3 separate regions of the Homo sapiens genome follow, and all the other regions are linked to region 1. A link is a loop called in an ENCODE intact Hi-C map of the cell type or tissue named here. Cell type or tissue: endothelial cell of umbilical vein. All regions are shown on one strand.

Region 1 (8,000 bases):
GGTTAGAGCGAAAGGTAAATGCTAAGAGAAATAATCTAATAAACGAAACCGAATGGTAGAGGGAAAGAAAAAAGAAACATAGCTGTATTAATCATTGCTGACGATAGAGATAGGATTTTTATATGTTACAGTATATTTTATATAAAATTATAGTTATAACATAAACTATAAAATATAGGGTTGGTTTTTGTTTTGTTTTGTTTTGTTTTTTGCCTAACATGTATTTGATGAGGACTTGTTATTTGTCAAGCACTGTCAGTGACCAAAACAGATGAAAATTTTTGCTTCGTGGGTTGGAGGAGACAAAAATAAGTAAATAATTTGTTAAGAGGTGTTAAATGTATGGGGGGAAAATACAGCATAAAAGGATTCGGAGTACCCATTGATGAGATTGCTTTTTTTGAAGTGGATGAGTAGAGCAAATATTTGAAGGAACTGAGGGAGCCATGTAGTTATCTAGAGAAACAGTATTCTAAGCAAAGGTAATCGCTATTGCAAAGGCCCTGAAGCAAAAATGTAGCTGAGTTCAAGAAACAGGGAAGAGTCTAAAGGGGTAAAGCACAGTAATGTAGGAGGGAGAGTGGTAAGCGATGAAGTCAGAGATAATGGGATATCAGAGAATATTAGACTTTCAAAGGCCGTTAAAAGAACTTTGACTTTTACTCTGAAGTAACTACTAGAACAAAAAAGTAAGCCTTTCTTAAGGAATATATATATAACTAAAACAAAGCAAGCACAAATCTTTGAGTAATTTTATTTTAATGTTTTTTAAGAGATGAGGTCTCACTCTGTTGCCCAGGCTGGAGTGCAACGGCACGATCATAGATCACTGCAGCCTCTTCTAACTCCTGGGCTCAAGCAGTCCTCTCACTCAGCCTCCCAAAGTGCTGTGATTACCGGCGTGAACTACCATGCCTAGTCACTAGTAAAGTATTTTTACTTTAGAAAGCATAGCATAAAATTTCATAACTGATAAGAGATTACGTATGTATGTTATATTAATTAAAGTATGTAGGCTAATTCTCCTATTAAAACATTCCCAGATCAGATTACTAAGAAAATGAAAGCAAAGAAACTCAGAAAGGATAACAAAATTAAAGAACACACAAAGATGTAACAGGCATATGCAAACTCAAACGTGCAGGGATTGTGTTCCTAATATTGGACAAGACTTAGTCCAAAAACCATTACATGAGGAAAAAAGAGCCTACAGGATCTGCATGAAAACAACTTCAAAGTGCTTCTCAGAAATACAAACAGAGACTTAAATGGAAAGACTTAACAAGATTCTTTGGAAAAAATCAAAATCCTTTTTTAACCCATGAAGTTAATACCTCAAAACAAAACATAGCTAATATTTATTGAGAATTTACTCTATGCCAGGCATGTTCTAAGGACTTTACATGTATTACTCATTTAGTCCTCACAACTACTTTATATGGGTGATGTTAGTACCACTTTTTGCCCATTTTTCAGTGAAGAAACCAAGGCACAAAGAAGGTAATAACTTGCCCAAGAGTTGCAGTTAAAGTTACTGAACCACAAAATGAACTCAGGCAAGATTATTTCAGATTCTGTGCTTTTAACCACTACATGATACTGTTTTTTGAAACCAATAGCTATGTGTGTGTGTGTGTGTGTGTGTGTGTCTAGATAAACTGACTCTGAAGTTCATGTGGAGAAACAAATAAACAAGAATAGCTGGGAGTTGTCTTAAAGAAAAGTAATAAGGGAAAACTAGCCCTACCAGATACTGAAATAAGACTAGAATGTTAGTTAAAACAATGTGGCTACTAGAGCATGAACAGAATAGAATTTCAGAAGTAGATCCAAATTCATGTAATTATTTGGAAAATTATAAAGATAGCATTTCAAATAAGAAAGGAAAAGATGTATTATTCACTGTATGGGACAGCTATGTTGTCATTAGAGGGAAATTAGTTAGATTTCTACTTAGTAACTTTGACTAGAAGTAATTCCTAATGAATCAAAGATTTAAAACGAAACTAGCTGTGAGCCAAGTCTCAAGTAATTTTTAAATTATTTATTTAAATTGTTTATAAATGTCAGTCTTACATTTCTGCATGCTCTTTTAAGTTGAAACGAGATGGAAATTAATGATAGTCATACAAAGTCCATCAGCACAAAGAAAAATCATTTAGGACTCTGTGACAATGCACACCTTAATACAGCTTAGTAGATACTAAATGATTTTTCTTTGTGCTGATGGAATGGAATATGTCAGGCCTGAAGCTGGTATATTGGATTTTGTTCAGTTAATGCCTGCCCTTCCTCTTCCTTTGATACTTTTTGGGGTTGGGAAAGTAAAAGATACAAAGGAATAAATTAAGCATTTGGCAAGTGAGAAATGTATTCAGTATTCATTCTGAAACATGGTTTAGTTATGAGAACCTGAGTCCCAGATCCACATCCACAGTGATTGCTCTTCGAGGAAGTAGTAGAGGTGGATGTGAGTGTGAGTGATTTTTTCTAACACTCTGAAGCGGTCGTGATTAAGGACTCAACTAGTGAGGTTGCCTCTCCAGGTTTTTTAAAAAGGAGAGTGAACATAAAGACCAGATGCCTACTCAATAATAGTAAATTCTTGATACAGCTACTTAATAACTCTCATACCTGGTAAGAGATAGGAAGGAGACGCAGATCTGAAAGGTAACCGGAGGAAGAAAAAGCCAGAAAGTTTACTTGAGGCCTGGTAGCACCTAGAATCAATATTAAATGTTTTTAAAAGTACATAAAACATGATTTGTATAATTCTAATTTTGTTTAATGTAACATGTATACTTGTGTTTGTATATGTAAATGTGTTTGCATAAATCTTGAAAACATACCAAAATGTTCACCACTATTATTTCAGGATGATAGGAGTTTGAAAGACTTTTATTTTCTTTTATCTGTATTTTTAAAGTTTTCTACAAAGCATGCATATTACTTAAGTAATCATATGTATATATTTATTATATACACACACATAAGTATATGTTTGTTGTTCCATTCTGACAGTAGATGTATCTTTTGTGTTTTCTAGGTACACCAGAGGATCGCTTCCTGGCAGAATTTGGGAGCTGTTTATTGCAGCACTGTTGTGCCCTCTGATGGTGAGTTTCAGCAAATCCACCTTTTATGTCTAATATTATTTCCTTCTTAGCTCAGTGTTTCCTATTCTCTGACACAAAAATTTATAAACCATACTCTTTCAGTTAAGGTGGGCTTAGGGGTCAGAGAGAGAAAGGAGGAGAAGGAAAATAAAATTTGGATGAGAATCTAGTGAGTTTAGAGAAGAAACCAAGAAGAAACACTAAGTTCCATTAAGACTTTATAGGTTAAATGATCATTTATCTTTTATTTTTGAGATGGAGCCTTGGTCTGTCGCCCAGGTGGAGTGCAGTGGCGCGATCTCAGCTTAGTGCAGCCTCTGCCTCCTGGATTCAAGCAATTCTCCTGCCTCAGCCTCCCAAGCAGCTGGGACCAGGCGAGCACCACCATGCCCAACTAATTTTTGTATTTTTTGTAGAGACAGGGTTTCACCATGTTGGCCAGACTAGTCTCGAACCCACGTGATCCGCCCACCTCGGCCTCCCAAAGTGCTGGGATTATAGGCATGAGCCACTGTGCCCAGCCTCATTTATCTGTTAAAACTAGGGACATAGTTAATGTGAAGATCACAGAAGCACCATCTTTGGTGTTTTCTAACCATTGGGTCTTCACATTATGGATAATGATCAAACACTCCAGCCTCTTGTTGTATCAGAGCCTAGACAGAAGGAACTCAAAGTCTGAGACCTCCTGCTCTTGCTTATCTTTTTCCCTACTTAGGCATAGGACTGCAATACTCTTCTTTGATGTGGGAAGGGATAAACAGATGCTTGGAGACCAATGCAATCCTTCGTAAATGTCTATGATGCTATAAACTGGCGACAGGATCCAAACCTTTGTTGTTTTTATGGTAGTGGAGGGAGATGTGTTTACAACTCTTATTGTCATTTCTCTTACCCGGTATTGTGCATTTACAGTTTAGGTTGCTTAGTTTAGGGGTTGACTGTTAGATATGTTTCCTCTGTATAAAGTTTAGTTTGATAGAGCTCTGATTTCAACCTTAGAAACATTAATTCGTAAGCATAACAACCACTGAAAGAGCATCCTGCAAATTTACAAGGGTGCCTAAAACTAAAGAAGCCCAGAAAATGAATCATGAGAACACTAGAATCCCCAACATTTAGTCAGTATAATATTTGCAGTGTTATCAGAATCACCTCCCAAAGCTGTTACGTGAATTTATAGACAGTGTGCTCATATTTGCCAAATCTTCTAAATTTGGAAGAAAAATCCATTGTGATTACTCATTTGTAATATGGAAAGGTTAAAAAGGGGAAAATAGACCAAAATCAAAATAAGGAAAATATTAGCTGGCTCTCTGTTTCCAGTCTCTTAAAGACAAAAAACTAAAAATTAGTACCAATTAATGTATAAGTTAAAAAGCAGCACTTAGCACTGTGTTGTGGCCAGAAAGGTAGCTGTGTTGCCCCCAGTCAAGAGTCAGTATGTACCCAGATAACAGTACTTTCTACGTGGCCAAGAGCCAGAGGACCATAATGCCACCTGGCTATGCTACATATTCCTTTCCCTCCTTAAGCTCCTTCAATGCAGTGGGTGGGTATCTCTCTTCCTCTTGACACTGCTTGGTCCATTAAATAGCCAAATGGTGACTGTCCACATCTGTGCCAGCACCACTCCCAGGTTCTGACTTACTCCATTACCACTGCAGGGTGCCATCATTAGATAGTTTGAATAAAAAGAATTTCACTGTTAAAAAAAAAAAAGTTTACATTGCTGAATCCACTCAGTTTTGCTGAACTATTTCATTCAAAAATTTCTAGTATTTATGATAGTGTTTGAAATTGTCATATATTCAATATCCACATATATCAATATATATTCATAAAGAATATCAACCAAGTCACATGTTATACTACAGCTGGAAGGTCAAGTCCCATTGGTGGTTATGATATTTAGTGGCAATTAACTTGAACTAATGAATTCATATTGGAATTGATACTAATTTTGCTACTTATTACCGTTACTATTATCCTGTTATATATATCTATATATAGGCTGTGTTATGTATACCTATATTCTATCCATATGGAGATATTTCAGTAATTTAACAATGGTACAGTTATGTATACCTATATTCTATCCATATGGAGATATTTCAGTAATTTAACAATGGTACAGTTAGGCCAGATGTTATCAGAGGACATAAATGCTGATAGGTTGCCATTATGAGGGTTTGAAGGCAATATTATTTTTACAAAAGCTAAAAAGATACCAACTTAAGAAAAAAAAGAGTGTCTCCCCAAATTCCTACCAACACTATCCTTCTTAAGAAAACTAATTCATATTAGTTATCAAGAAATAAAAGCACAAAATTATTTGATTTAATGTAGCTTGATGTCCTTATTATATATCTTTCTAATTTTGTACTTCTAAGTTAATTTCACCTTAGGTCAGTATAGCATGTGAGAAAACTGCTTAATCCACAGCTACTCCAATAAGTAGAGTTTGGTCACCAGTAACAGAAATTTCTACCATCACTCCCTGCTCTTTGTTGTGACTGTTGGTCATCTTCAGTATTAAATGAGGGCTTGACCCTCAGTTTTTAGAAGTATAAGGTCTAAAATATCATATCCTATAATTATGGTATTATATGCTTAGTAAATATACCTATATATACTGCTTTTCAGTAATTGCTTGTTAATTATGTTAGTTGACGAATCTGGTTATGACGGTAACAGCTGATAATAAAATATGTAGATTATCTTAAATGCTTACCTCTCTAACAAAGCAATCTAACAGGTTCTAGATTTTTTTTTTTTTGGTATCGTAAATACTTATGAGAATCTATTGAAAGTTCTAGACCCTTTCTCTAGAAGAATTTATATAAACATAGGAAATTTTGCATACAATTTTATAGTGATACAGATTCCCCTAGACCAAACCATGGAACAAACACATACTCATACTCACACCCATGTTTGCTTTCATGAGAGGCAATCTGCTTAAATGTTTAGAGTGTAAGCTTTGGAGACAAGCAGACCTAGGTTTATATCCCAGTTCTACCACTTAACCTCCTTATAACCCCCGGTAAGTAATAAGTCAAAGCCTGTTTCCTCATTCGTGAAATGTAGATAGTAATAGTTAACACCTCCAACAGAAAAATGTAGAAACAGTACTTATTCTGTAAGGAGTGGTTGTGGTAGTGCTAAAGACCTCAAATCTAAAACACGTGGTCTTAGACTTCTCATTTTAATTTCTCTGTGCCCCAGATCCTCAACTGTAAAATGACTGATAGTAAAATTTTTATGGTTATATGGTTTATACTTACTTGAAGTCTTTAAAGCCTCCAGGGGTTTCCCTTCATGTTAGTGGAAGTTAAGGATGTGGATAATTCTGCTGTAGACAGTTTGTATAATTTATCATCCAACTCAGAACACTTTTGAGAGTGAAAGGAGATGCCCAATACTGGTTTTTTTTTTTTTTTTTTTGAGACCGAGTCTCACTCTGTCGCCAGGCTGGAGTGCAGTGGCGCAATCTCGGCTCACTGCAACTTCCGCCTCCCGGGTTCAAGTGATTCTCCTGCCTCAGCCTCCCGAGTAGCTGGGACTACAGGCGCTCACTACCACGCCTGGCTAATTTTTTTTTTTGTATATTTAGTAGAGACGGGGTTTCACTGTGTTGGCCAGGATGGTCTCGATCTCTTGACCTTGTGATCCACCCGCCTCAGCCTACCAAAGTGTTGGGATTACAGGTGTGAGCCACCGCGCCCGGCTGCCAAATACTTTTTAATAGTGTAGACCAGGACCTATCTTCACTCTAGCTATTGGGAAAGTGTGAAAGGTGAACTAGAGAAAGAACAAGAAAAATAGCCTTATCTAGCTGCTTTTATTTTTTTATCCAGAAATGTAATCCTACTCAATTTGCCTTGTATTAAGAATTGCTAGGGCCAGGCATGGTGGCTCATGCCTGTAAACCCAGCACTTTGGGAGGCCAAGGCAGGAGGATCTCTTGAGCTCAGGAGTTCAAGACCAGCCTGGGCAACATAGACCTCATCTCTACTAAAAAATACAAAAATTAGCTGGGCGTGGTGGCATGTGCCTGTTGTCCCAGCTACTTGGGAGGCTAAGGTGGGAGGATTGCTTGAGCCCAAGGAGGTCAAGGCTGCAATGAGGTGGGAAGTCAAGGCGACAGTGAGCTTTGACTGCTCACTGCTCCCTCCTGAACGACAGAGTCAGACCTTGTCTCACACACACAAAAAAAAAGAGTGAGAGAGAATTGCTAGAGAGTTGTTATGTTTATCTTGTACTTAACAAAAGATACAAGATTTCCCTACAAAAATTGTTTGCGGGCAAATAATTTTAATAATGAAAGTATCTGAAAATTCCTGTTTAATTAATAAACAATCATCTGTTTAGTCAACCCAAGTAATAGATAATATATAAATTCGAAACCTAAGGTCTGTGCATGGTTTTGGGAACCAGATACATGCTCCAGCTTTTTTTGTTTGTTTTCTGTCCTGCTACTTTTTAAAGAAGCTTTACTGAGCTATATTTCACATACCATAAAATTTACCCATCATTGTACATCTGTCACAACAAATCATCTATTTTTTTTTTTTTTGAGACGGAGTCCCGCTCCATCACCCAGGCTGGAGTGCAGTGGTGCGGTCTTGGCTCACTGCAACCTCTGCCTCCTGGGTTCAAGCAATTCTCGTGCCTCAGCCTCCCTAGCAGCTGGGATTACAAGCACGCACCATCACGCCCGACTGATTTTTGTATTTTTAGTAGAGAGGGGGTTTCACCATGTTGGCCACGCTGGTCTCGAACTCCTGACCTCAGGTGATCCACCCACCTCAGTCTCACAAAGTGCTGGGATTACAGGGGTGAGCCACTGTGGCTGGCCACAACAATCCATCTTTGGACCGC
Region 2 (8,000 bases), 230 kb after region 1:
AAAAAAAAAAAAAATAGATTAAACACAACTAAAAAGAAAATAATAAATCCAGCAGAGAGAGCTGAATAAATTATCATGGCATAAACTACCCAGAATGCAGTAGAGAGAGATAAAAACATGAAATGCTAGTTAAAACACAAAGACAAGGCCGGGCGCGGTGGCTCACGCCTGTAATCCCAGCACTTTGGGAGGCCGAAGCAGGCAGATCATGAGGTCAGGAGATCGCGATCATCCTGGCTAACATGGTGAAACCCCGTCTCTACTAAAAATACAAAAAATTAGCCGGGCGTGGTGGTGGGTGCTTGTAGTCCCAGCTACTTGGGAAGCTGAGGCAGGAGAATGGCATGAACCTGGGAGGTAGAGCTTACAGTAAGCCAAGATGGCGCTACTGCACTCCAGCCTGGGCGACGGAGCGAGACTCCATCTCTTAAAAAAAACAAAAACAAAAACAAAACACACACAAAGACAAAAAAACTAAAGTCTGTCTACTTGGAATTCTAGAAGAAGAGAACAGAAAGAATATAGATAAGATAGTATTTAAAGAGATAATGGTAGAAAAATTTCCAAAATTAAAATGCATGGAAGTTCAGATTCAGGAAACAAAGAATTCCAAGCCAAACAAAGCACATTTGAGGGCTTCTTAACAATGTGTTTCAAGGAGGAAAATTCCAAAAGGAAAGTCTGAGGTACAATAAAGAATGATGAAAAATGAAAATGGTATACATAAATGCCAGTCTAAATTAAAGAAAAGGGCTGGGCACAGTGGCTCACACCGGTAATTTGAGCACTTTGGGAGGCAGACGGACTACTTGAGCTCAGGAGATCGAGACCAGCCTGGGCAACATGGCGAAAGGCCGTCTTTACTAAAAATACAAAAAATTAGCCGGGCATGGTAGCACACGCCTGTAATTCCAACTACTGGGGAGGCTGAGGCACGAGAATCGCTTGAACCCGGGAAGCGAGGTTGCAGTGGGCCAAGATTGCACCACTGCACTCCAGTCTGGGTGACAGAGCAAGACTCCGTCCAGAAAAAAAAAAAAAAAAAAAAAAAAAAAAAGGTGAATAAAGACAACATTGATAGGGGTGAAACTAAGGGAAAAAAGAAAGGGGATGGTCATGGGACGCGCTCTAGCAGGGTGGCAATCTTTAGATGGTTATTAAGAAATGGGATGAAAAAAGTAGAAACTGATGGGTGTGAAGACAACAGTGACTCCATCTTGCATGCTAATCTACCATGTTCACTTTTGATTAACCTCAGTCCCACGAATGCCTGCTGATTTCTACTTTACTTGCTGTCCTTAGTGTAGGAACATGTACCCACTATAAATCCTGCCTTTAGAGCAAAGCAACCTTGATGTTATCACAAAAATTACAGGCTATGACACGCATAGCATTCTTGCCTGTTCTGGAGCTTGCCTTTGTCCCTACAGAGCATGTACATCCTTTCCCTATGACACTTAAGTCATGGGTCTGGGGACTAACGGTGCAGAGATCTACCTGTCTTGCTACTGCCCAAGACCATGCTTCCATCTCTAAGTTTCCCAATAAATCATCCTCTACTGACAATAAGTAAAAAAAACTGTAGAACCTCCACAAAATAGAGTAATAACACGTAGCTATAAAAAGAAATGAGGATTTCTATACATGAAGTAATGACTGGGGTATATCAATAAATTAAAGCACCAAAGTACATAACAGTATTTATAGTATGCTTTTTTTTTTTTTTTTTTTTGAGACGAAGTCTCACTCTGTTGCCCAGGCTAAAAATGCAGTGGTGCGATGGCTCACTGCAACCTCCGTGCCCCGCCGGGTTCAAGAAATTCTCGTGCCTCACCCTCCTGAGTAGCTGGGATTACAGGTGCCCACCACCACGCTCAGCTAATTTTTGTATTTTTAGTAGGGATGGTGTTTCACCATATTGGCCAGGCTGGTCTCAAACTCCTGACCTCAGGTGATCCACCCACCTTGGCCTCTCAGAGTGCTGGGATTACAGGTGTGAGCCACCACGCCCAGCCAGTACGCTATCTTTTGTGTTTATGTTGAGAGAATATAGGAGTAGATATATATTTGCTTGTATTTTAAAAAACTGGAAATAGTAAAACTAACAAAATGGTCACATAGAAAAAGGAAGGGAATAGGTTGAAAAGTATAAGAATGAAAGTGAGACTTCTATTAATGTACCTTATTAGTCTAGTTTGGACTGTCAAAGAATTTAAAAGTTTTACATAATTAAAAACAATAAATTGGCTGGGCATGGCGGCTAGAGCCTGTAATCCTGACACTTCGGGAGGCCAAGGCAGGAAGATCTCCTGAGCCAGGGAGTTCAAGACAACCCCGGGCAAAATAATGAGACAATATATTTAAAAAAAAAAAAAAAAAAAAAAAAAAAAAAAAAAAAAGGCTGGGCGCAGTGGCTCACGCCTGTAATCCCAGCACTTTGGGAGGCCAAGGCAGGTGGATCATGAGGTCAGGAGATCGAGACCAACCTGGCTAACATGGTGAAACCCCATCTCTACTAAAAATACAAAAAATTAGCCGGGCATGGTGGCGGGCGCCTATAGTGCCAGCTACTCAGGAGGCTGAGACAGGAGAATGGCGTGAACCCGGGAGGCAGAGCTTGCAGTGAGCTGAGATCACGCCACTGCACTCCAGCCTGGGCGACAGAGCAAGACTCCATCTGAAAAAAATAATAATAAAATAAAAATAAATAAAATAAAAAATAAAAAAAAATAGCCAGGTATGGTGGTACTTGCATGCCTGTAGGCCTAACTATTTGGGAGGCTGTGACAGGAGGATCCCTTGAGCCCAGGAGTTCAAGGCTGCACTGAGCTATGATCATGCCACTGCACTCCAGGCCGGGCAACAGAACAAGATATTGTTTCTAAAACAAACAAATGAAAACAATGAATCAAAAGAAAAAACGAGGACAATCCCTAAAAATCTGAGGAAATGAAATAAATGAACTCAACTGTATAACATGTTAAGGGCATAGCCACAAAGAGAAATGAATTACCTCAGATGTCTTTAAAACAAGATTTTGACTGATCATATCTAGAGTGATATATTTTAAGGATATAAAGTACAAAAAAACCTGTATTCAGTAGTCTTAATGTTATTAATAGTATGAATAAAATAGTATGAGTTAATAGTATGAATAAAAGAATAATCATGTTAATATCCTTAGGAACCAAATTTTCAGAAGAAAAGAGATATAAATATAAACCCTGTGGTTTTCAATTTGAACAATATGAACTTACATATTTCCTGTCTCTGTTTATGACAAACTATATAGCAATAATCACCCCTAGAACCTAGCTAGACTCTGCTGCTTAAATGTCATCCCTGTTCAAAGCAATCAAGCCTTGCCAGGCAAGGAGTGGAAAACCTGTAGTCCCAGCTACTCAGAAGGCTGAAGCAGGAAGATCACTTGAGCCCAGGAGTTCCAGGCTGTAGTGCACCATGATCGCATCTGTGAATAGCCACTGCACTCCAGCCTGAGCAACATGGCAAGAACCTATCTCTTAAGGGGGGAAAAAGAAGGGCCAAGGCTCATTGAAGAAATGCCTAGTTCCTACTCTGGAATAGAAACCTGGAAAAAAAACTGTGCCAGAAAGCAAGGAAGTTTCCTCTCTATCAAAGAATAATAACACAGTCAATTCAAAAAAACAAGCCTATCTAAAGATGCTCCCCACTGGCCTAAAATGGGATAATCTGAGATCAAAGTAATACTGAATAGGCTGAAATACAAAAAAAAAATAATAATATCCATATTCATGATATGTCATGAAAATTACAGATCACTACTAAAAATGGTTAGGACACCAACTCATTACTCTGAAAACTGATAAAGAAGACTAATTATAGACTTACCCTGCCTTTCCTATATATAGTTCAGGGTAACCAAATGGTTCATGAAGGATGTTCCTGTTTATAGAATTCCAGTTAATAAAAGTAAAAGGAATAATGGAATGAAAAAAATCATCATTTTGTAACCCCTAATGAAATAGTGGTTCTAGGCAATGATCATCAAAGGCTGCCAAAACCAGTAGATAAAACTTAAGGAGAACTTTATATGGAGGGATCAGGCTCTCATCACCTGAACCTCACTCATCAATCAGCATCATAAAAAGTGGGACAGGACATTAGGTGTTGGTTCACGCAGTTCAAAAGAAAGTTCATAGCGCCACCTATGGAGTTAATTTTAAAATTTAACTCGAATCTAATCAAGCCACAAGCTCTAACCAGTGTGTAGGAAACATAGGCATTAAAGGAACATGTTAACCACCAAAGTAGTCAACTCCAGAATGTGGAACATTCCACATAACATATGACTAGGTTTCCCCAGCTAACCAATGTCATAAAGAGAAAGAAAAAAAAGGAAAAGGGAATAAAAGGGACTTAACAGACATAATTTAAAAAAATACAACTGTAAAACAACAACTTTGAGATCACCAGAGAAATAATATTGACTGGGTATTAAATTATATTAAGGAAATACTGTCGATTTGTTAAGCAGGGAGATAGTAAGTGGTTATGTTACTTTTTTAAAAAGACCAGCTGGGCGCAGGTGACTTATACCTATAGTCCCAGCTACTTGGGAGGCTAAGGCAGGAGGAACACTTGAGCCCAAGAGTTCAAGGCTGCAGTGAGCTATAATGGTACCACTGCACTCTAGCCTGAGCAATAAAGTGAGACCCTGTCTCTAAAAAAAAATTAAAAATAAATTACAAAGACCTACTTGAGGCCAGGAATTCAAGACCAGACTGGGCAACACAGCAATAGCACATCTCTGCAAAAAATTTAAAAATCAGCCAGGTGTGGTGGCACGCACCTATAGTCCCAGCTGTTCAGGAGGCTAAGGCAGCAGGATGGCTTGAGTCCAAAAGTTCAAGGCTGCAGTGAGCTATGATCATGCCAATGCACTCCAGCCTGGCTGATAGAGTGAAATCTTGCCTCAAAAAAATAAATTTTAATAAAGACCTGATCAGTTAGATATGCATGTTGAATTATTTATGGATAAAATGACATGATGTCTAGGATTTGCTCTTAAAATACTCCAACAAAAATGACAGAAAGAAAGGGTGGAAGGAGTAGATAAACCAAGAATGACAAAATGTTTAAAACGTCTGGAGCTTGGTGATGGCATAGGTTCATTATGTTATTACCTTTATTTTTGTGTATGTGTGACATTTGATATTTTCCATAATAAAAGAAATTTTATAAATAATGGAAAAAGGAGAAAGTCATGTCCTACAGGGCTCTTTTTATGCTGTTACACAGAAAATCACATAGTTCCCTTTCTGACACTATAAAAAAAAAATGACAGGTATGTGAAAAAACAACAACAAGCCTACACAAGAAAATATGACTTCTCCAACAACATTTCTCTCAGAATATACAGTTCTGAGACTAAGTCAATATTATACTAGTATAATATTGTATTTGACCAGAAACTACTGGTCAAAGACAGACTAGCCTACATTTTCTCTGATAAAACACATAAAACTGTATATATTTATTAAGTGTCCGATAACATCACAAAGAAAACTGGTAGAGAAACAAACACAACAGTGGTTTCTTTAATAAATTTTGATTGAATACACTTCAAAGAGTCACTAAAATGCCCAGAACCGGACTTAGCTATAACCTATCCAATGGTGGTCACATATGTTTTTAAAAAGATGCTAACAGAAAAGGCATTTATGAGAAATAAATCAAAAGGAAGTAAAGTTATGGGCACGTTTTGCTAGTGATCAGACATTTGCAGACTACAGAAAAGCATGCCCTGGTCTGACAATGAGCTGTTGAATTCCAGTATCAAACAGAGTCCAAGCTTGGAGGTGTATGCACTGGAGGATCACATGACCCAATATAATCAAATATTCAAATCATACAATCATCTCCATTCACTTTTTTTTTCTGGCCCCATTAGTCACTTACAGGCAGTAACTGATTATCAGTATACTCCTAAAATGAAGATGAAGACCCACGTTTTGATGTTTTTCCCTTAAATAATTCTCTATCCCGCCTTCCACTCTAGGAAAGGATACTATCTTAGTGCATTTATGCTCCCATAACAAAATACCAAGGACTGGATAATTTATAAAAAAACAAATTTATTTTCTCACAGTTCTAGAGGCTGGGTAGTCCAAGATTCAAAGCACCAGCGGGTTCAATTGTCTAGTGAGGGCTGCTCTCCACTTCCAAGATGGCACCTTGTTGCTGCATCCTCCAGAGGGGAAGAATGCTATGTCCTCACATGGTGAAGGCTGAAGGGCAAGAGAGCTAGTGGCTGCATAAAGCCTCTTTCATAAGGGCCTTAAATCCCATTCCTGTAGGCCCCACCTCTTAATACCATCACACTGGCCATGAAGTTTCACCACCTAAATTTTGGATGGACATAGTCCAACAACAGCAGATGCTAAGAAACTAACTTCTTAATAGTTTAACATGAGTTAGTTCCAGAAACTAAAGATGCATATTAAATTTTGACAATGCTATTATTTTTTCGGTTACGAGAACTAGTAAACTGAGAAGATGAGCTCATAATGCAGCAATTATAAATGTTTCTCTTAGGGACATGCAAAACACATAAGATGACAGTATGCCATTAATCCACGCAGATAGCACCAATAATTTTTTTTACATGACTTGATATTCTGGCAACATTATTTGAACATGCATGGCAGAGATAGTAGAAGATTTTTAGCTATTCTGCTTTGGTAAAGTATTTCTGCTTGTCTTACTTACTGATCTATTAACAATATTAAAGGCAGACTGCCTGGGAATCTGATTTTAAAATAAATCAAAAGTAATGCAGCATTTGAAAAGGAAGGCTGTTTCCAAAGTAGAGAACATGAGAAGAAAAAGTAGGCAAGAAAACAAAGAAGAAAATGAAATAAGGAAAGTGGTATGGGCAGAAAAAGACTGTAAAAAGCTTCATATAAAAAGCAAACCGAGTTTGATGAGAAACAAGAATAAGTTGTAAATTCCTTTGGTTCAAAGGAAGAGGCATGGATGACTGACATGAACATACCAAATTGAATATAATAAACCAAATTGAAAGTAAACTAACACTAAAGAGTCTTTTAATTTATTGTCACAATAGAAACTATAATATCAGGCCAGGTACAGTGGCTCTTGCCTGTAACCCCACCACTTTGGGAGGCTGCGGGGTGCGGGGGGGTGGATTGCTTGAGCTCAGGAGTTCGAAACCAGCCTGGATAACATGGCAAAACCCTGTCTCTACAAAAAATACAAAAATTAGCTGCTTGTGGTGGCACATGCCTGTAGTCCTGGCTACTTGGGAGACTGAGGTAGGAGGATCACCTTAGCTTGGGAGGTTGAGGCTGTAGTGAGCTGTGATTGTGCCACTGCACTCCAGCCTGGGTTGATAGCAGAGTGAGATCCTGTCTCAAAAAAATAAAGAAAATAAAGAAAATAAACTATAATATCATAGGCACTATAGGAAAAACATTATTTAGAAATACATTTTTAGCTAGACATAGTGGCTCATGCCTTTAATTCCAGCAGTTCGGGAGGCTGAGGTGGACGGAACACTTGAGGTCAAGAGCTGAAAACCAGCCTGGCTGACACGGTGAAACCTCATCTCTACTAAAAATAACAAAATTAGCTGGACATGGTGGTGGGCACCTGTAATCCCAGCTACTTGGGAGGCTGAGGCAAGAGAATCGCTTGAACCCAGGAGGCAGAGGTTGCAGTGAGCCGAGCTGCGCCACTGCACTCCAGCCTGGGTAACAGAGTGAGACTCCATGTCAAAAAAGAAAAAGAAATCGATTTTTATGGTTCATCCGTTAAACTGAGAGAGACATCATCCGTTAAACTGAGAGAGACACGTAATCCAAAAATTCTTGCACTTCACAAGAACACTTAATGGATCAAAACTTAATTTGTAAGGGATAATTATGTTTAAAATGCACACACTTAGAAGTTAATGTCCCACCTCTGAGGCAGTGTGGTACACTGATAGCTGAGTGAGC
Region 3 (8,000 bases), 120 kb before region 1:
CTGTTACTGTAGAACAGGCGTTGACAAACTGTAGCATAAATGGTTGCTTGATTTTGTAAACAAAGTTTTACTACAATACAGACATATCCATTTGTTTACAGATTGTCTGTGGTTGCCCTGGCACTATAAGGACAGAGTTTAGTTGTTACAACAGAGACTATATGGTCCATAAAGCCTAAACTATTTATTATTTAGCCCTTTAAGAAAAAGTTTGCCAACTCCTACTATAGGCAAACTAAACTTCAAATTGTATTTAGAAATAAACTTGCCAGAACCACAGTTGTTTTCAAATAGGCTTCTAAAGAGAAAACCAGGAAAGTCAAGACCTGTGTCATAATGCTGACTAGCAAGTAAATATTTGCAATATGCATAGTGGTATGATTGATTACTAATACAAGGTTACTGAAATGGAAAGCTGTAATGGCAGTCCAGCTTCTTTATCTTTTCTTTTCTTTCATTCATTTATTCTCTGTCTTTCACACTGACTCTCATTTCTCTTTCTCTTTTTTGCTTTCTCACTGGGTGTAGGCGTTCATTCAGTGGTAGGATGTTATTACTATTATTGGATTCTCTAAAGGTTTTATAGGCTGGGCGTGGTAGCTCACACATGTAATCTGAACACTTTGGGAGGCCGAGGTGTGAGGATCGCTGGAGGCCAGGAGTGCCTAACCAGCTTGGGCAATATAGTGAGGCCCCATTAAAAAAAAAAAAAAATTAGTTGGGCATGCCCCTGTAGTTATGGCTACTCGGGAGGCTGAGGTGAAAGGATCGCTTGAGCCCAGGAAATTTGAGGCTGCAGTGAGCTGTGATCACGCCATTGTACTCCAGCCTGGATGACAGAGCAAGACCCTGTTTCTTAAAGAAAGAAAGGACTTCCAGATTCATGGAAGAATTATTACAGTTAAAATACCAGTCAGGGTAATGGAAATTGAGGACCAGAGTTATTCAAGGATCACAGAGCAAATCAGTGTTCTACTACTGAAATCAGAGGGTAGGTCTCCTGCCTCCTTTCCTAGGGTTCCTTTTGCTAGGTCTCACAACATATTAGGCGATGCTTGTTTTCCCTACTATTTGAAAGGTGCACAGTCTATTTCCTTTCTCTCTCTCTCTCTTTTTTTTTTTTTTTGCCCCTGAAGTAAAAGCAAAGACTCAATGATTTAAACCACAAAGATATGGTTGTTAAGAGTATCGGTCTTAATTGGAGTTTGGATGCTTTTATTGTTTGAAGATAACTAGGGGATTGCTTCTTTTTTTTTTTTTGGAGATACAGTCTCGCTCTGTCGCGCAGGCTGGAGTGCAGTGGCACGATCTCGGCTCACTGCAACCTCTACCTCCCGAGTTCAAGCAATTCTCCTACCTCAGCCTCCTAAGTAGCTGGGTTATAGGCGCCCGCCACCACGCCCGCTTAATTTTTGTACTTTTAGTAGAGACGGGCTTTCACCATGTTGGCCAGGCTGGTCTCAAACTCCTGACCTCAGGTGATCCACCCGCTTCAGCCTCCCAAAGTGCTGGGATTACAGGTGTGAGCCACTGTGCCCAGCCGGGATTGCTTCTTAATGAGTCACTAAGTGCTTATAGTATATACTCAGAAAGGTTGGCTTAGATGGAATAAAAAAAGAAGTTAGAGCCTTGTTCATAATTTTGAAGCTAGGAGCAAAACTAAAATTGGCATAGATAGAATGCTTTCCTCATATATCTATGTATCTAAGACCATAGATAGAAAGTATATTTGTGTATGTGTGTGTGGGTATGTGTGTCTAACAGCTTTAAAAGTGCATCTGGATTGCGTTTTGAAAGGAGTTTAGCAGGTGTATTACAATCTGTAGATTATGTTGCAGAGTTTTAATTGGACTTTTAAAAATAAATTTTATTTTTGAACAGTTTTAGATTTACAAAAAAATGGCAAAGATCTTACACAGAATCCCCATATATCCCTCACCTTCTTCTATTATTAACATTTTACATTACTTTGGTACATTTGTTACAATTAACAAACCAATCTTGATACATTATTATTAACTAAAGTCCATACTGTATTCAGATTCCCTTAGTTTTTGCCTAGTGTTCTTTTTCTGTTCTTGGATTAAAGGAATTTTTATTAGCATGTTCGTTGAAATAGGAGACATTTATATGATCACCTGAAGGTTAGGCTAGTTCTGAAGTCCCTTTCAATTTCCAAGAGTCTATTTAAATGAGTACAACAGGCAAAGTTTGGACTTGTAATGTTTATATTCTCCTGTTAGGTGTTGGGAAAAAAAATTGTTACTTTATCTTATTGATAGTAATGGCTCTTCAATTGTTTCTAAATTTTAGCATCATCAATTTCAGAAAGGACAAGATGGATTTGGTTACTTCTGTCATTAAGTATCATATGCTAAATTGCTGGTGAAAATATTCTAAAGTAAATTGCCTCCTTTGGGAATGATGTGGATCAACTATCCTACGTCAATAAGTTTTTTCCCGCTGAAAGTAGTTTTGGAGTCCATACCTTCTGATGAATCTATTAATCATTCATATTTCCCTATGAAGATTTAAAAATATTTATTCCTTAAAAGTTCATTAGTTATTTACAAAAGTTGAACACATGCATGCCCTATGACTCAGGAGTTCCATTTCTAGGTTTATACAAAACAGAATTATGTGTCTATCTATATTCACCAAAAGACCTGGACAAAAATGTTCATGGCAGGACTGATAGTCCAAACTGGAATTTTCCAAGTGCCCATCAACAGTAGAATAAGTATATAATTTGTGACATAACCACATAATGAGTATTGAACAGTGATCAGAATGAACAGGTTACAACTACATATAAAAATGCATGGTTCTCACAAATAATATGATGAACAAAAGAAGCCAGACACTAACAGTGTATGATTCCATTTATATGAATTCAAAAGCAGGTAAAACTAATCAATAGTGTCAGAAGTCAGGAGACTGATCACCTTTGTTGGGGGTTTGGGGAAAGTGTTTGACAGAGGGTATGAAGGGGGCTCCTGGGGTGCTAGTAATGTTCTGTCTCTTGGTTTAGGCATTGGTTACATGGGTGGGTTCATTTTGTGAAAAAATTATCAAGTTTATACTTTTTCATTTACATGTTATTCAGAAAGTATATACAAAAAGTATTAAAAGTATTAGCAATTCTGGAAAACACACAGCATTTCACTGTTAACATTTAAAGGATATGTAGAGAACCAGTTGAGCAAATGAACCTTTTATCTTAGAATATATGCTGTCAGAATTATAGGATTATCAAGGTACCATTATGTTACTGGAGCTGTTACAGTCTTAGTCTTATTTGTATTATAAGAAGAATAAAGTAGCTGATGTTAATAATCTGTTGTTATTGTAACCAGGTTTTTGAGATGCCCCAAAGAAGGACATCTTTTCCTTTTGGTCTGTTTTGATTCACCAAGTCAAAACGTTCAGGTATTCTTTTAGTACAGTAAAGAATGATCGGTCAAATAGTTGTGCATTTGGAATATTCATGTGTTTACGAGTGCTGGTATGTGTTCCTTCCCACTGATTGTTACATCAGCAAGTGAGCTGTAGTCTTGGTTGTGTGTGTATTTTACATGTTCTTTTGGCTTTAAGGTATCACTTAACATAACCAGAATGTAGAATTTTCTTCCCAAACAGAGCTCTTTTTGTGATTTTTCTTATTGTCACTTTTGGTTTTTCCAGTGACTTGAGGATAAATCACCTCAGGCATTTATCCTTTATATTACAAACATACAATTATATTCTCTTAGTTATTTTAAAATATACAATTAAATTATTATTGGCTATAGTCACCCTGTTGTGCTATACAATTCTAGGTCTTATTCATTCTTTTAATTATTTTGTGCCCATTAACCATTGCCACTTCCCAATCATTTTTATTGATTGATTAGTTGATTGATTGAGATGGGAGTCTTGCCGTGTGGCACAGGCTGGTCTTGAGCTCCTGGCCTCAAGTGACCCTCCCACTTCAGCCTCCTGAGTAACTGGGACTGATTACAGGTGCAAAATACTACGCCCATCTAATTAAATTTTTTTTTTTGGAGAGACAAGGTCTCACTAGGTTGCCCAGCTGGTCTTGCACTCCTAGCCTCAAGCAATCCTTCCACTATGGCCTGGGATTACAGGCATGAGTCACTGTGCCTGGCCAATAATGTTTCTGATAACCAGTGACTGCTTACTAACTTTCAGGTTGTGTGACATGCCATACATACATGATTTTATTTCATTTATTCTGTGCACCAGTCCTATAAAGTAGGTACTATAATTTCTACTGCTGAAGAAATAAAGACAGGAAGGTTCTATGTAACTTGCTCAAGCTAGTAAGTGATGGAATTAGGAATTCAGGTATATGTCTGCATACTTCCCAGTTGTAACCTCTGTCTCCCCATGCTCCTGAATGCCATGAATAGATTACTCCTTAATCACCAAGTGCATTCCCACCTTTTTCTTAGCCCTTTCACTTTGCAGATCCACTGACTATTAGGCCCTGACTTGTTCCGTTTGTTCCTTTCTCATCATCTCACTCTATCCATCCTTCAAGGCACAGCTCAAGTCCTATCTGTTCAGTGACTTCTTCCTTCTCCTTTCCAATTTATAGAATACTCCTTAGCCCTGCCACACATTTTATACTTCCATTGTGTTGAATCTATCTTTTTATATACGGATGCTTTAGTTTAAACTTCAGATTGTAACCTCCTTGAGGAAAGGGCTTGGATTACAGATTTTACTTGTATTCTCTGCAGTGTCTTATAATAGATGTTCAACAAATGTATATGTTGATCAATTGAAATGATAATAGAACCCTTAATAGCTGAAGATATGTAACGTGCATCTAAGACTCCTGGTTATTTGAGCTTCTTGAAGTACTTTATACATCCAACTAACAGTCTTAATTCAGAACCAGGAATGACATGTTTAGGTTAGAGTTAGATACTGATTTCTAGACAGGAAGCTTAGTAATTGTTGCTACATACTGATCCAAGTAAGAATAGTTCTTTATATCCAGAGCCTGAATGAAAGAGCCAGTGGTGAGACAGTGAGTTGATTACTTCTCACTGTTTCACCACTGGCTCTTTGGTTCATGCTAACAATGTATCTCACCTAGATTATATTAACAGCTTTCTAATTAGTCTCCCTGCTTTTGTTCTTTCTTACCTCTGGTCGTAATTCAGCAGTGGGAATGATGACATCAGGCAGAAGGAGACTTATTCAGTAGCTTCTGATCTCACTCAGTAAAAGACAAAGTTCTTCAAGGGGCCTACAGGTAGTGACAATAAACTGGCTCTCTGGAGGGGGAAAAGGTTCTGATTTGTAGCATTTGCCTGTTTTACTGGTATAATTACTCCCACTCTGGCTGATTCAAAGTTCTAGAATGTACAGCAATCTGCTCCCCAGTCAATATCGGCTTCAGCACATCACTGTTGAACATTTGGCTCCCCGTCTGACTCCCATCTGCTGCCACTTTCCCTCTTGCCCACTCCATTTTGTGATACTGACCTCCTTGCTATTCCTCAAACATGCTGAACATGCACCTACCTCATAGGATTTTTGCACTGCAGTTTTCTATCATTAGAATGCTTTTCTCCTGAATATATACAGGTTTTCTTATTTCTTTTCCCTCTTGAGTCTCTGCTGAAATATTATATTCTCAGTAAGGTCTTCCATGATCTCCTTGCATGAAAATTTTATTTTATTGGTTGTTCTGAGATGATTTTAATATACACTACAGTGTTTTTGTAGTCATCTAGTGCCTTGCTGTAGTGATGCATTACTGCTATTTCTAGGCAATGTCATCTGTGGGTGGGCATAATGGTTATATTTGCTGTTGAGACTTAAAAAGAAGCATTTCATTTTGTTTGAAACGAAAATATCTGTGATACATATAAACAAATCAGTTTGGGCCTCTTATTGGTAATTGCAACTTGAATTACTATCCACTTAGGCTCCTTATGGGGAATGCAACAATATTTATGGTTAAGTGTACATTTGATAGTATATTGTTCTCACAGTAACATCATTGTGGGTTTGAAGATCTGTGCTAAGTTATGAAACAATGGAATTTATACACTTTATTTGAAGATAAATTGGGTTTATAGGGAATTCTTGGTATAAATATTAACGTGTAGATTAGTATAACATACTGTTTATTATAATTAGAAAAAGCTGTGGGCACTTAAATCCCAGCTACTTGGGAGGCTGAGGCAGGAGAATCACTTGAACCCGGGAGGCAGAGATTGCAGTGAGCGGAGATTGCACCTTTGCACTCCAGCCTGGGCAACAAGAGTGAAACTCCATCTCAAAAAAAAAAAAAAAAAAAAAAAAAAAGGTACATGACTTCTTATGAACTAGATGCCACCTTTTCCCCTTAACCTCAGCTGTTTCTTTTTCTTTTCTGTTTTATTAAGGAACTTTAACCTCCCGCTTGACTTAGTCTAGGCATAGCTAATATTACAGTGAGGTAACAAGATTGAGTTGTAGTTATTGGCACTTTTTTCTTTCTTTCTTTTTTTTTTTTTAACATGCAACTATTTTTACAAGCAAAATTCTAGTGTAACCAGAGTTGAAAACATGATAGCTATAGTTACTTTTTAAAAATTAATTTTTCAGGGGTAACTTTGACAACCCATTTTTGGGGGGAGTTTGATTTATAAGTCAAAGAAGAGAGTAGCTTGCACTGAAAGTTGCTACTTCTTCCTGTTAGATGATTAAGAAATAGAGACAAAATCTGTTTCTTTTTTATGAGGCCTTTTGTTACTTTCTTGGGTGACATTTTAAATAAAATTTGCATTATTTCTTTTCTCAAGACTACTGGACATGGGAGAAAAAGTCCCTTTTCCTTATCAAAGCTTAATTTCCTTTATTCTATTACTGTTATCTTCAGAAAATGTTTATTTTTGGCTGGGTGTGGTGGCTCACGCCTGTAATCCCAGCACTTTGGGAGGCTGAGGCAGGTGGATCATGAGGTCAGGAGATCAAGACCATCCTGGCTAACATGGTGAAACCCCATCTCTACTAAAGATACAAAAAATTAGCTGGGTGTGGTGGCAGGTGCCTGTAGTCCCAGCAACTTGGGAGGCTGAGGCAGGAGAATGGCATGAACCCAGGAGGCGGAGCTTGCAGTGAGCCGAGATTGGGCCACTGCACTCCAGCCTGGGCGACAGAGCGAGATTCTGTCTTAAAAAAAAGAAAAAAAGAAAATGTTTATTATCTAGTCTTTTTTTTGCAGCTAAGTTTTTAAAAATTAGCAAATTTGTCAGAACGAAGATTAAATTAATAAACTTAGTTTTCTGTTCTATATATGATGCTATGATTCTTATTTTTTCTAACATATTCAGAATCATTCATTTTTAAAAAATTTCTTTCTATGATAAAAGTACTAAATCTTTTATCATAGAAATTGAGATGTACAGAAAAATGGAAGAAAGAAAAAGTGCTACTCAGAGACAACCATTGTTAACATTTTTATGTATTTCCTTTTAGACATTTTTTAATGGAATTCATCTTGCTTTGATAAAAGAATAGGTCATCTTTATATACAACATAAAACCATATAACTTACCATCGAAGATGACTCAAAGAAGAAAAAAACCCATGTAACTATATTTTGCTTTTTTTGCTCAGCATTATACCAAATATTTAACAAACTTGTCATACACATTTAATGGCAGCATAATATTCCAGAGTGGCTGTATCAGTATTTGTGCTTGCAACGTGCTTTTCAAAATATATATATTTTTTGGTAGCACATTTGAGGATTTTAAAGGTAAACATTCTTTCCTCGTTTTCACCTGATGACTTTTGTAGTTTGTTGCTCTGCAGATAGAATAGGTTACCGCCCTCACCATGTTCTTTTACACTCACAAGTAACAGCCACAAATTTTAATAATGTTATTCAGAACATCTTTAAAAGTCCATCTGTTTCAGATGGTATCTTCGAGAACGTTTAACACAAACTGTCAGATTCTTCTAAGGTCATTGGAAAGCCCATCCTTTTGTCT

The links. A loop is a pair of places that touch in the nucleus more often than their neighbours do. Peaks named below come from ENCODE experiments on the same cell type or tissue, not always from the same donor. Only the 100,000 strongest peaks of a DNase experiment are listed, where the experiment ranks them.
Region 2: a loop joins it to region 1, with 9 times the contacts of the local background. A loop is called at or near these places in 8 of 110 quality-filtered maps.
Region 3: it touches region 1 in a loop (2.2-fold over the local background); 2 of 110 quality-filtered maps call a loop at or near these places.

Annotation. Positions count from the first base shown.
Region 1 is chr10:72,831,313-72,839,312 of GRCh38, forward strand. It overlaps MCU (mitochondrial calcium uniporter), which reads left to right. Exons shown (of 8, transcript NM_138357.3): 2 at 3,047-3,116. Among named protein-coding and RNA genes, the nearest start is that of OIT3, 58 kb to the right of the region's middle. In endothelial cell of umbilical vein, a CTCF peak has its summit at 3,108 (motif pointing left); DNase peaks (open chromatin) are centred at 1,249, 1,529 and 3,079.
Region 2 is chr10:73,057,063-73,065,062 of GRCh38, forward strand. The region is part of intron 5 of P4HA1 (prolyl 4-hydroxylase subunit alpha 1); the gene reads right to left. Among named protein-coding and RNA genes, the nearest start is that of P4HA1, 36 kb to the right of the region's middle. In endothelial cell of umbilical vein, no CTCF peak of the experiment used is centred here; a DNase peak (open chromatin) is centred at 4,179; H3K27ac peaks cover 367 bases.
Region 3 is chr10:72,716,017-72,724,016 of GRCh38, forward strand. The region is part of intron 1 of MCU (mitochondrial calcium uniporter); the gene reads left to right. It overlaps MIR4676 (microRNA 4676), which reads left to right and starts at 5,013; the gene lies at 5,013-5,084. In endothelial cell of umbilical vein, no CTCF peak of the experiment used is centred here; a DNase peak (open chromatin) is centred at 4,975.